Regions from separate parts of the Homo sapiens genome. Here region 2 is linked to region 1. A link is an interaction called in ENCODE POLR2A ChIA-PET data of the cell type or tissue named here. Cell type or tissue: A673. All regions are shown on one strand. Links, peaks and the distances in the headings refer to the core of each region. The heading gives the core; the rest is flanking DNA.

The links. Peaks named below come from ENCODE experiments on the same cell type or tissue, not always from the same donor. Only the 100,000 strongest peaks of a DNase experiment are listed, where the experiment ranks them.
Region 2: POLR2A ChIA-PET joins it to region 1 with 5 read pairs; 2 of 35 experiments call an interaction of 5 or more read pairs at or near these places.

Annotation. Positions count from the first base shown.
Region 1 is chr1:106,974,809-106,982,182 of GRCh38, forward strand. No RefSeq gene overlaps it. Among named protein-coding and RNA genes, the nearest start is that of PRMT6, 78 kb to the right of the region's middle. In A673, for the core only: no CTCF peak of the experiment used is centred there; a DNase peak (open chromatin) is centred at 3,903.
Region 2 is chr1:106,897,424-106,904,797 of GRCh38, forward strand. No RefSeq gene overlaps it. Among named protein-coding and RNA genes, the nearest start is that of LINC01661, 83 kb to the left of the region's middle. In A673, for the core only: no CTCF peak of the experiment used is centred there; no DNase peak of the experiment used is centred there.

The DNA of each region.
Region 1 (7,374 bases), core at 2,452-4,951:
ACAGCTGCTCTATTTTATTATTAATAAGAAAATAATAGATAACATTTACTGAGTACTTACGAAACTCAATGCACTATCCTAAACTTTTAAAGTGCTACCTTATTTTATTCTTGAACCCCTCTTTAATATAGACATCATTTTATCATTTCTTTATAATAATAAATGCTGAATTTCATGGACCAGAAGACTGGATGGACCCCAAGTTTACTCAGCTGGTAGGTTGTTCATCTGAAATTTTAACTTTTTAAGTTGTGTACTTAAAACGCATTTTCTTAACATGTTGGTAATACTGACCATCTTTGCCTTTTTAGATTATAGTTGACCTTGGTTTTTTTAGCTTCAAGGTAGTGATTATAGCCCTTTTTTCTGGATGTCTAACATTTTCATGAAAATCCTTTAAAACCTACATTAAGAATGAGTGTCAGCTATGAGCATGAAATCAGGCAGAAGCAAGAAATCCCTTTTTTTTCACTTACTATCTGTTGATCGTGGGCACATTTTCTTACTTCAATAAGCCTCGATTGCCTTGTCTATAAAATAAGGGTAAAAATAATCATAAGCTACTTCTCATAAGAAATAATTCTCATAAGAAATAATTAATGCATGTTGTTCATCAAGCATGCTCCCTAGCCCATAGGAGATGGCCAATAGGTGAAGTTCTTATCATATTTTTCAAAATTTTTTTGAGAAGTATTTGCAGGTCCAAAATCATGGCTTAAACACAAGCTGGCTTCACTTTCCCCCACAGAAAACTAAAAATAAGTATACAGCACCAATATTATCTCCAGCAATATCCCAGAACTCAAATATGATAGTCAGATCTCAGGGCCACAGAGAAGTTAAAAAAAAAAAAAAAAAAAAAAAAAAAAAAAAAACTCTGAGCCAGTGGTAGGAGAATAGGCTTTGCATGTCTTAGATGCCCCTCCCCGCAATCTTCCTGGCACCAAGCATGTGAAAAATTTCCCCTAACTCAGTTTCTACACTAGAAAAAGTGAGATTGAGGTGGACAACTGGCTTTTTCACTGTCAGGTTCTTTGTCAGAAGTTCTGTCCATGCCTCAATCCACACGAAGCAATGTGAGTGCCTGAAGGAAGACATATTTCTGAGGAAAGCTAAAGACAAAAGAGAGGAAACAGGACTATGGTCCCCACTCCTGGAAATCCTGCTGTATAACTCAGTCAAAGGAGATGCCAAAAAAGAGTGGCTGTTCAGCAGCACTACTCATGAAATGTATGTTCTACAGGTCCCCTGGGCAGGAACCCACTGCCAGGAGAGTCCCTTTGGAACCTCTGTCTTTCCAGATGGGTCTCACGCTGATCCTTTACTAAAACTGAGGCAAACTTGGCTTAAGGAGCCATCTAGTGTCAAACAGGAGGCAGTGATCTAGCGGGACAAAAATATAAGAAATTCAACAAGTAAATTACAAAGAATCTCTAAGCAAATATATCCAGTAAAAACAATGAATGTTATCTATGAATGGTATGTTCAGAACAATTTGCTATATGTAGAATAATCTTAATTTTTGCTTTTTTATATTTAATACAAAATTATTTCAGTCCAAATATTTTCACAGGTAACATGTTTTACCACCATTCAAAGTATCAGTGTTGAACAAATATATTTACAAGTAAAATTGTCAATAAATTGATTATTTTTATTATTCTTTTGAATGTTTCTCCAAAATCAATAATCCTTTCAATTTCTTTTTATGATACTGAAAATAAATGTATACAAGTAAAACCAAAAACTACAGTAAAGCATTTTTCCCATCAAATAAGACTTTCTAAAATGCAATTATAGGATTTTAAAATTAAATTATGTAGAACATTTACATTCATATGCTTTAATTTTTTCAGTTCTATATTTTGCAAGAACAATTTCAGTGTCTACCTGCTTGTATGCTTTGTCTTCAATAATTGCAAGTCTTCCAAAAGCTTCAAAAGTTAAAATTCCATTGATATTCTATGATTAAATACTTTCAATTATTTTAATAACATGAAACTATGTATTAAAGAACTTGGTTATTAAAAAATCAATATAATTGTAAAATGCCATAATTTACAAAATCATTCTTTGTCAGCTCAAACATTTCTAAAATTGAATTGTTGATGGGCTGCAAGAAGAGAAAATATATATTGCTGTAATGATAAATTTGTGTATGTGCATCCAATACCAGCTCTTTCACAAAAATTTTATAGTCGAATTTCTCTGAGTATGTATAGGATACTTGTAAATTTAGATCATTATAGCTTACAAAATACTGTAGCTTATTTGGATTATAAATTATACATGTACTATAACAAGTTTCCTGTATATATCTGCTTTATAAGTTTATTAATTTATGAAGAAACAATGTTTTGCTATACATTGACTACACAAAATATGCAGTCATATCACCATGAAAGCAAATATATCTTCAATGTTCACCTTTATAAATGAATTCACAAAGATGTTCAAAATAATGGAGATGTTTTGCTTTCAACAGAATGAACTTCCAAAAGATTTACTTAAATTCCACGAATTGGATTCAAAAGAAATCAAACCATTATTGGAATTTAACTAATTTTTCAATTTGAAATTTCACAATATTGGCATAAATCTACATGAGCTTATACTATGGAAATTGTACGTATGTATGTATGTTTAAAAGTGGATAAAGTCTCTTATGTGTGTGTATGCATGTATGTATATATTTAAATCATTGATGCCAAAAGTTTCTAGTGCCAAATAAAAGTTACCAAAACTAAAACCAGTAAAAATGTATAAATTGAAACTATTTGGTGAATGAAAATCCATTATAGAAAGAACAGAATACTCTCTAATAATGTTTCCAAATTTCTAATTGATACTAATCTTTGGGATTCGAGAACTAAAAATCAGAAATCATGGTAATTTTTACAAATTCCTGAAGTTATAAATTATTCTGCATTTTTCATAATATATCATTTACATTATTTTAATAAATAATGAGTGGCCATAATAATGAACAGCAAATTATTCTTCTGTGATATGGTTATACTAAAATTTTCATAGATTTTTACCTTTTAAGAAGACAATAATAATGAATGCATGGTTTTCCTTATTACTGTAATGCAATACATCATTATAAGATTATATATTTCAAATAAATATAAATTTATAAGATTATATATTTCAAATTTGCTATGTATACATAAATTTGTTATATATACATAAACATATTAAAATGGTCTCTGCTACATAGACTTTTGAAAACAGAAACCCTTAAATTAAGGTAACATTAAAAAATAAATAAAAATCATTTAAAAATTGAAATACATTCAAGACATAGAACACTTTCTCTCATTCTGCATTTACCTTAATCAAATTTTTAAGAATGGTTCCAAAAGCATCCTCAAGTTGGGCATTAGGGTATGTGTTATTTTATATAAGCTCATTTCCTTTTATAGTGATGAAAATGTCTTGTCTCCCTGCTCTTATTTTAGTTTTGCCTTTAAAGTCAATTTTGGTTTTGCTCATTTATATTATAAATCAATTACTGATTTCACTTGTAGTATTTCAGAACAACATTCACATCTTTTCTTCTTTGCATTTCCTCTGGTAAAGTATATTTTAAAACATGGCCTACACTGAAAATTCAAACACTAAAAAATGAGAGTGAACATTATTGAGTAATAGTCAAATAATACAGTATTTGTATATCCTGGCAAGATAACAGCACTAAGTAGAATCACATGTCAAAATTGCCGATTTAATGACTTATTTTGCTTTCAGAACATGTTTCTTGGAACACCACTTATATTTTTTGGAACATCCCTCATAAAATTTGCGCAATGTATTTTATAAGTATAAACCTATTACTTTTTTTTTTTTTGCAAGAATGACTCACCATTAGCAGCAGACGGAGCCAAGAACATACAATTATATAATGGCAACAACTATAAGCAAGGCTGATTGATAAGATCATGGCCACTTCTTTCCATTGTGCCCCTGTCCCATTTCCTCCAGGCTGGCTGATTGCATTTCAAGTACACAAAATAGTTCATCTCTAACACTCCCACTTCTCAGATTCTGTGATTGCTCAATGACCTATACCATGTGACATATTACACATAAACCCAGAAGTAACCATTAGATAACTTGCCAACCTGCCTGAAACAAAGGATGAAATTGTGCAGTGAATTATGTATTTATTCCATTTTCAAAGCAGTTAACTTCAGAAAAAATTGCCTAAGAAGCCTATACATTAATATCTTGGAGGTTTGAAAGATCAAATTAGGCCATCATTTGAATGCTTCTGTATCACATCAGAAAGAAAATCAGATGACCTTGAAGCCACTTAGAGCCCTGCAATATGGCTGAATTTTTGAAACAAGGAATTAATCCATTAAGTTATCTCCACTGACTGTTAGCAGGCTGATATTCTGAGGCTGATATGAGCTTCCATACTGCTTTGAGCTAAGTGACTGTAGAAGAAAGAAAAGTCATACTAAGCTGCCATACAAAAAAATTAATAATAAAATATACAACAAACTAGCTTAGGTGTTTAAAAATTTATATAGTTACAATTTGCATCTAAATAAAATATGGTCATTATTTTTAAATCACTGTATTCAGGGAAGCAAGTTATTAATATTAAGGTTGTGACAGAAGTAAAGGAAATTTACAAAATGTACAGAAATTACAGCTAAATCCAAAATGGGCATATCAGTACATAAGTAAAACACATTTTCTTGATATGCTTGGCTTCTATCCCATACCACTAATTACTTCTCAGCTCAAATGGGCAAAATCGTTAGTGTTTTGCTCTGCAATAGGTGAAAAGATACGTTTCTTTTTTTTTTTCTTTCCCTGTGGAAAATTGTCTGCATTGTACTGCAATGCTGAGCAAGTTTATTCTCAGCAGCATGTCTCCTCAGACATTTTATGGCAGCATGGGGAATATTAAATGTAAGATTAATAAATAATTACAACTGTGTGTCCAATCTTCAGTTCATATTCAAAAGGAGTTTTGAATAGGTGAGACATCTGAAAGGAGTTCTGAAAACAATATATTTATACATTTCAATTTAGATTTGTTCCAGAGTTAAAGTACAAATATTTACATATTCCATGCAAACTTTACATATAGAATTATTTTAACCATTGCCAGTATACAGCTACCTCCAGGGAGAAATGCAATAAAAAACTGAGCAGCAGGAAAACATAGTAAACAACAATTTTGGACAGCAGGTAAAGAGTCTTGTAAACAAAGAGAATCTGAAATTAGAGAAAGAATTTTTAATTAGGTGGAATTTAATCACTCAGCTTGAATTTGTCTACATTACCAGAACAGGAGCATTTTGTTGTTGTGGAAAGTGCTCTCAGATATTTCATTAACAAACCAAGCAGAAAATCCCATTTCAGTTTTATCCACTGCCTCTCTCTCTCTACCTAAGAGTATAATGCAACGTGAGCTTAGCTTATCCATCATTGCACAGTGATGTGATAATGGAATGAGTACATCATTTGCAATGTGATATAGGTTCTGAACTTTCTGGAAAAGCCCCAAATTCCTACTTGATCAGTAGTCCTTCGTGTTAGGTTCCAAAGTTATAATCACTGTGACTATGAAAGAAAAAGCTGTGGACGTTTAAAAGAACACTTCTACTTCCAGCTCTACCACTCACTGTGTGACCTAAAATGTCTCTTAAACAATTGAGATAGCAGTCTCATTCTCCCTTTTTATGCAAATACATGGATGCTAAAATACCAATTAGCCCTCTCATTCCATGGTTTAGCTAGTGTTAAGCAAAATGGCCTAGCAATTAAAAACACAGACTGGTACCATGTGCCTGGATTTGAATCCCAGCTCTGCTAATCCCAACTCTGTGTTACCCTGGGGAGGATATTTAATCACTCTGTTCTCGGCCTCAGCTTCTTCATCTATAGAATAGACTTGATGATAATGATAATTTTTCACAGAGTTGCTATATGAGGCTTCAGTGAGTTGAATGTATACACATATATATATACATATATATAGAGAGAGAGGGCACCTAAAATAGCACAGAATGTAATGTAAATTAATATATGTATTAATGTAAATTAATGTATGTATTGATTAAATAAACACACATTAAAAAGGACAGCATAGGAGTTCAAATTTGCTACTAACTTTTTCATTCAGTTGCTATTCTTTCTTTGTACTCCATCTCATAATACCCTAAGAAATAGGTTCTTTTCTATATGAGAAACCAGATTAGAGAGGTTAAGAAACATGCTCACAGTTTTGCCCAGTTAATGACATCTGACATTTAAATCCTTGTACGTCTGGTTTCAAATCTGTGCTCTCTAAATACAATCTCCCCAAAGTTCCCAGAGGTTTTGCAAGCTGGTTATTATCCTGTTATAATATGTCTCGGTCCTGAGTTCATTGTCTGCAAAAATCTGTGTGGTGGTTAATTTTAGGTGTCAACTTGATTGTATTAAGGGATACTAGATAGCTGGTAAAGCACTATTTCTAGGTGTGTCTATAAGGGTGTTTCCAGAGGTGACTGGCAAATGAATTGGTGGACTGAGTGAGGAAGATCTTTGCTCATTGTGGGCATGCACCATCCAGCGGGCTGGGGACTCGGATAGATAGAACAAAAGAGCAGAGAAAAAAAATTAGCTCTGGCTCTCTCTCTCTCTCTCTCTCTGTGTGTGTGTGTGTGTGTGTGTGTGTGTGTGTGTGTGTCTCAGAGCTGGGACACTCCTTCTCTTGACCTCAGATATCAGATCTCTAGGTCCTCCAGTCATTGGACTCCCAGAATTGCACCAGCAGCTCTTCAGGTTCTCAGGCTTTCTCCCTCAGACTGAGAACCTCACCAGGGGCTTCCCTGGTTCTGAGACTTTCAGACTTGGACTGAGCCATCACCGCATACCAGCATCCCTGGGTGTCCACCAGGCAGATGACCTATCATGAGACTTCTCAGCTTCAATAATCTCATGAGCCATTTCCCCGAATAAGTTCCCTCTCATCCATCCATCCATCCAATTAATTCTTTCTCTTTGGAGAAAGCATGATGTTTGGTAATAAAGTGATTAAAAAGCAATTCCTCTGGTTTAGTTTCTCACTATAAAGAAAAGCAGTTAAAGAACCAGAGTCTCAGCAGGGGAGGGAGGCTCACACCTGTAATCCCAGCATTTTGGGAGACCCAGCTGGGAGGATTACTTGAGGCCTGGAGCTCAAGACTAGCCTAGGCAACACAGTGAGACCCCATCTCTACAAAAAAATTTATAAAATAACCGGGCGTGGTGGCTCATGCCTATAATTCCAGCTACTTAGGAGGCTGAGTCAGGAGGATTGCTTAAACCCAAAAGTGTAAGGCTGCAGTGATTTATGCTCATATCACTGCACTCCAGCCTGGGCAA
Region 2 (7,374 bases), core at 2,372-4,871, 77 kb before region 1:
TTTATTCTGGGAGCCTAAGGGAAAACATTCCTGAGAGAGTAACATAAATTGCAAGCTTAATCATAATTAGAAATTAATCTGGGAACAAGAGGAAAAAAGTCCACATTGCAGACAAAGGGTGCACATTTAAAGATTCCAAAATAGGAAAAAATTTGACATATTTGAAGAACAGAGAAAAGGCCATGTCAATAGGGAATTGTGAAGTGGTTTTCTAATTCTAGTTTATATCAGAATTGCCTAGGAATTTTGCTTAATTGTCTACATATAAAAATTCTTAGACAGTAGATCTAAAATGACAACATAATTATGATATGGTCAATCAAGTACCACACTTCAATAAATCCTGAGTAGAAAGAGAGTGGTAGGCTAGGAAACAAAGTAGAAGTAGGACTTGAGTCACTCAGAGTAGGGATAATTGGGCTGAGCTTTATCCTAAGAATCTCGAAAACCCTTTGAAGGACATGAAATAGGGATGAGACATGATCCAGTTTATATGTTTTTTAAAAAATTGCTTTGGCTGCTAAGCAAAAAAAGAATTAGAGGGGCTTCAAGATTGGATTGGAAAAACCAAGCTATTGCATAGACCCCTTAGACAAGGGTGGGGTGTAAAGATATAATAAAAAGAAGTGAGCAAAATTCATAAGGAGACAATTAGTCATAAAGTCATCTAAATACCATAGTCTGCTTGTCTTGTCACTGACAATACCACCAATCAGAAGAGGGGTGATAGCTAACATGAAAATTTCAATCACTTACTAGCAGGCTCTGAACTCTCTGGGTGTGGCTTTGCTATTTCTGTCAGACCTGGCTGTGGTTAACTGAACAATTTCAGAACATTTTTTTTTCTCCTCTGTATTTCAATTCAGAATTTTAAAAGTAGATCAGGGATATTTAAAAACAATTGCCTTCTTAAGTTTCTTAAGAAACTTAAATTGTAGTGAAAGTTCTCTCAAATCCTCTGATCTGTTTCATAAAGCAGTAAGACTAAAATTTATTTTGAAGATGCTCTATATAGATGTATAACTACCCATAATTCAGTTCTGGGATTCTTTTTTCTCTTATGCTACCATATATTTTTCTCCTTACCACCAACACCCCTCCCCATACACATATCCTTAGCTGGTGACATTGCCTGAGGATCGCCAAAAAGCACAACAACACCAATTGATATAATTTCCCTACTCCTATGTATACAGTTATCTACATGAATATAGCCATGATGCAAAGCCATAATTGTGAAACATTTGAGATCATAAGTGTGTTTGTTTATCTACAGATTCTTTTACCTGAAGATTCCGTGTCCATAATTGTAGTATATCTCAACATGTAATAAATAATTGCTAAATTTTTATTCACTTTATTCATTAGATCACTGCCATTTTAGGACAAAGAAAGAGTTGAAGAGAAGAGAGACATGACCCCTCTTTAGGCACCTTTCTTTGAACATTTTTGCACCCGTGGTTTCATCCTTGCCAGAAACTGGAATTTCCTCCTTGCCCTGGTCTCCTGTCCAAATCATTCATGAATTCCCCAAGTCCAGCCCAAATTGTACAGTTTCTCTGAAGCCTTCCCAGATTAGGCCATCCCAATACATTAATAGATGCATTCAGTCAGTCAGCAGGCATTTAGGGAGCACCTGTTATCATGATTGAAAACCTAAACCCTTCATCAACCTCCAGTGCTCACTCACTCTCCTTTTGGCTCCTAAAAGCCTCTTCTCTACTGCGCATTTGACTTTTAACCTTCCCTTGTCTTGTCGAGTTGATTAACTTTTCAAACGCATGTGCCATATTTTCACATTTAAGTTTTTGGTTTCTTGAAGACGTTTCTCACAGCCAAAAGGTAGGAGGCAGAAGTGATTTTTGTAAAGCTACTTTTAAATTTAAAGAAACATATTTTATTATGAGATTATCTCCTTCTTCCTCTTTTATGTTTAAATATATTTTCTCTTTTAAATGCACTCGGTGGCCAAAATAAAACAGTTGGCAATTCTCTGTCAGATTCTCAATTTTTCTTAAAGATTGTAAAATGTATGAGCCTTTAAAACACTGATAAAAATGGTCCCAATATATCTCTTTTCATTCTAAATAGCTATCAGAGTATCTCACACACAGGGAGGCTCAACAAATATCTTAACTAGTTTAATCATTTTTCTATCTGTGAATAATTCTTACCAGAAATCAAACCCCCAGTCTTTACTTTGTTTTTTCCTAGTTCTAACGACTTAGTAAGTGACCAAAGTATATGTTTGCCTGGGGATCTTATAGTGTGAATCAGTGTATTTCCACCATAGTCATAAACTCAAATGTCCTCAGATCCAAGTACATGCACTCAGAAATGGAAAGGGAGAGAGAGAGAAAATTTAACAGAATGACTGTTTCACTTGTCAGTCCACTCACTGAGCATATGCCCAAGAGTGAGCACGGCGTGGAAAAATGGGACGCTGTCTTTTCCTCTGTTGAGTTCACCTCCCACACACCTCTCTTAGTGATCATCTCACTGCAGTTATGAGTATTCTAGTCTTTAGAGATATGTATTGCACATAATAATATCATACCTAAATTCAATGCAGTTACATTATCTAGTGCTCCACTGAAAAAGGGAAAAATAATCTATCTGTTCCAAAGCTGGAGGGAAAAACTGGCTGTCCTGGACTTACTGAGAGATGCATATCAGTTTTGCAATACTTCCTAAGAGCATTTCAAGGGTAAGTTTACCCAAACATTTGCCTTACCTGCTGACTCTAGACATCATCCCCACTTTTGACGTCACTCCACTGCATGATACTCCAGTCTACCCTGGAAAGACTCTTTCTGACTTTGACATTTCATATACCATATGTAGGGTGCGGTCTATTCACAAATGATGGTAGAAAACATCTCAATCACCTGCCATCATTTTAAGGTTTTTAGAGAACTATTATAAATAGCACACACATTAAAAGAAAAATCCCAAATAAGGAAACACTTTAACATAAGGGCCACATACATAGGTGCCAACAGGAGCCTACCAGGTAAGGAAACAAGTGAAGAATCCTGGACTTAAGACTATGTTAGGGAAAGGGGAGGCCAAGAGAGACATGGAGCAGGGGGCCCACTCGGCTCCAACCTCCTGTTTCCATGCAGAAATGTGGGCCAAGTATTGCCAAATACTCCAATTGTTTTTTCAAGAAAAGCTGTAAATCCGGATTTATGTATAAAAGGCTGAAAAGACATTTATAAAATATTAGAGAATTCTCCGGGTCAAGAGCCAAAGGGCCTAACAAGATCCATAAGCCTGACTTATCTCAGTGACCTTTGTTTTCAATCTCTACACTATCATATCCTTATCACAAATGACTGGCTTTTTAAAAAATAAAAATATAAGTATCTGAACTCCTTTGGTGTTTAATTCGTGTTTTGCAAATTTTATGACATGTAGTATCAGTTTTATACCTAGAGGACAATATGGCATTTTGTTGAATCATGAAAAAAATACAACTTTTAGCTTGCTTGAGAGAAAGTATTAAACACCTCCTCATGTATGAGGACATCTTAGCAAGATGCTAAGTCTGTGCCTGAGGTTCTTTCTTTCTTTTAATCAATGAGAAGTGTTTCCAGTTACCTGTTTAGCTAGGAGTTAAGAAATAAAATAAGTGAAATAGTTCCCTATACTTGAAAGACAAATTGGATTTATTCTTCATGGGACCACAGTACTAGTTTATCATCATACACACCAGTAAACACAGTTTGATGATTTTCTATCTTAGGAAAAAAAAAAATCCCTATAGCTCCGAAATCAAGACTTCCATATGAAACAGGAAATTCTCATCAAAAGATGCATTTCTGAGAGAGGAAGTCAGAGCTCTGGCAATACAGTTGTTAGCAAAGATTCATCAGACTTTAATATTCACAGCATCCAAAGCCATAGCTTAGAAGTTGAACCCTTACATCATTATTCTATACATACCAAACCTATTTGCTCGTTTCTGTAATCGTTCATGGAGCACAGAAACCATCAGAAAGGAATAAGTCCAGGAAGACAAATTGTGCTTCTTATGACTATAAGAGATGTAGTGCTCAGTAGAGTGACATTACTTTTCCAGCAAAATAAATCAGAGAACCTCCCCCAAATATTTCAAACCTCAAATCATGAATGTTGTTTACATTTCTTGTTGGTTTCTAGTTTTACATCCAACGTACGGTGGGGAAAAAATATCCAAATCCATTTCTGAAATGAAAGGCAAAAGATGTTTTAAAGTTTGATCTGCCCAAGTAGTCTGGTACTAGAGATTGTAAATCCACCTGCTGTAGAGTCAGTCTTTCTGATGAGCTACACACAAAATAGTTCAATTAAAACTATCCTTTCATCTAGTTATTAAAACTGCATATTAGAGAAAAAATGTAAAATCTAATATGAGTTTAAAGATAGAAAACTTCTCATGTAGTTGGAATGAACTCTCATGAATAAAGGGACAGAAGGTGTAGCATCAATCAAATTGGTATAACTCAGTGGGTGACAGTAAATATCTAGCTATCACTGCCTTCCCAAAATAAAACAGCAGAAATGACCATTTTTGCTTATAAGAAATGAGGAGAGATTACTGATATTAACTAATCTTGGGTTTGTTTGCTTTTGTTTGGTGGTTGTTGTTGTTGTTGTTGTCGTTTTTAGACAGGGTCTGTCTTTGTTGCCCTGCCCAGGCTAGAGTGCAGTGGTAGGATCACAACTTGCTGCAGCCTCGATCTTCCAGGTTCAAGTGTTCCTCCCCGCTCAGCCTTTTGAGTAGCAGGGACTATAGGCACCCACCACCATGCACCTGTCTAATTTTTCTATTTTTTGTAGAGACAGGGTTTTATCATGTTGTCTAGGCTGGTAATCATGGTTTTAAAATGGTTGTTAGTCTGTGTTAGTGTCAAGGTCATCGGAAAAAAGATGTACACATTTATCCCAGCAAACTTACAGGAAGTATTCCCCATGTCCAGTCTTTAGGAGCAGCCATGTCTAAAAAAGAAGCCCTTAGTTACTGTTCTATATTATACCTATTTTATTTTTGAATATTTTCAAATGATTATTTATAGCTCGCATGCAAGAGCTATTTGAACAAATTCCTGCATTTTAATCACACAAGTTCAGAGTTCTATGTTGTATTTTTTTTAATCTTCAGAGATATATGATGCTGGTGGGTTTCAAAGGTCCAAACTAATCTGCACAGTTGGGATGCTATGTGCAATCCAAAGATCATGAAATTAATGAGGTCAACTTTAAAAGGGCTAAATTTTCTTGAACTGGTTTGATTTGAGCAAAAAGAACTCGTTTGCATGTAGTCTTAAAACATTTTTATTAGAGCTATTTAATTTTATGACACTGGTCTAAAAGCCAGGGGGAGTTTTCCTCTCTCTCTCTATCTTCCTCTCTCTCTCTCTCTCTCTCTCTCTCTGTCTCTCACTTATTCTCTCTATGTTTAAATTTAGGATCTGATTTATTTATAATTTATTTCCAAACCCTTTTCTATTAGAATGCTCAAATTTAAAGGCTGTTTGAAAATTAAGGATTAGTTTTGAATGTTGAAATCAGCATGAACTCCAATGCAAACTTTCTGTACACATGCTACATGTTCATTAGCTTCCAAACTTATTTTAGAAGCTCCTACTATGTGCATTTCAAATTTTCACCTCTTCAAGTATGACACTACAAATAAATAAAATTATTATTTCTGACTTAGGTAGCAAAATATATTGGGTTTAATTTTATTTCCATAAATTTGAAGAATAGATTGTTTCAGTTCTCTTATTATTAGTGTTAAGCTAGTCCTCCATGACATCTAATGAAATGATTAATTAGAAAATCATTTGGAACAGTATAAAGAAATATGCATTTGTTACAAATATTTGTATTGCTATTAATCATAACAATAATAAAAAAAGTACACCATTATAATCATAGCCCTTCCCCAGCCTCTGTTCTTTGCCTGTCATTCTTCTATTGCTAAAGTCAACAAAAAATGTTTGGGCACTTACTGTAATTTTAGGCACTTAGAAATAAAGTAGAAGACATTAGAATTACCCTGAAGTAACTTAAAATCTAATTGGGAAGCTATAATACACATACATACACACAAGAGCTTCCGAAAAATCATATATGTATGTGATTAAAAGTCAGAATTAATATAGTATACTGTATTACGTGGGGTAGACACTGAATGTCACATGAAGGCTGAAATATTTTTAGATGAGTAATTGGGGAATCTTTCGCAGGAGGCAACTTTTTGGCTGGCCTTAACATTTGGGTGGAATCTCAGGTATGGGATAGTGTGTACTTGTACACAGTGGTGGTGGGATGGGGGCTATATTTCAGGAAGAGAAACAGTGGGGTCAAAGGTACTAAACTCTACAAACAATTTTTAAGGGACAACAAGGAGATAACCTGGATGTTCCAAGCTAAGAAGTGTGGGTTTTATTTGATAATTAATTAGAAGTTGTATTAGTCCATTTTCATACTACTATAAAGAACTGCCCAAGACTGGGTAATTCATAAAGGAAAGAGGTTTAATTGGCTCACAGTTCAATATTGCTGAGGAGGCCTCAGAAAACTTACAATCATGGCAGAAGGTGAAGGGTAAGCAAGGCGCCTTCTTCACCAGGCGGCAGGAAGAAGTGCCAACTGAAGTTGGGAAGAGACCCTCATAAAACCATCAGGTCTCCCGAGAACTCACTACCACAAGAATAGAATGGGGAAAACCACCCCCATGATTAAATTACCTCCACCTGGTCTCTTCTTTGACAGGTGGGGATTATGGGGATTACAATTCAAGATTCGAGTTGGGTGGGGACACAAAATCTAACCATATCATTCTGCCCCTGGCCCCTGCCAAATCTCATGACTCTTTCATATTTCAAAACCAATCATGCCTTCCCAACAGTCCCCCAAAGTCTTAATTCATTCCAGCATTAACCCCAAAGTCTCATCTGAAACAAGGCAAGTTCTTTCCACATACGAGCCTGTAAAATCAAAAGCAAGTTAGTTACTTCCTAAATACAATGGGGCTACAGGCATTGGGTAAAGGCTTTCACTCCAAAAGGGAGAAACTGGCCAAAACAAAGGGGCTACAGGCCCCATGCAAGTCCAAAATCCAACAAGGCAGTCATTAAACCTTAAAGTTCCAAAATAATCTCCTCTGACTCCATGTCTCACATCCACCATCTTGGCGATTAACATTTGGCTTCTCGTTACTTATGCAAAGTTCTGCAGCTTGCAGCCGGCTTGAATTTCTCCTCAGAAAATGGGTTTTTCTTTTCTATCACACCAGCAGGCTGCAAATTTTCCAAACTTTTAGGCTCTGCTTCCCTTTTAAACATAAGTTCAATTCCAAACCATCTTTCTGTGAATATCAGA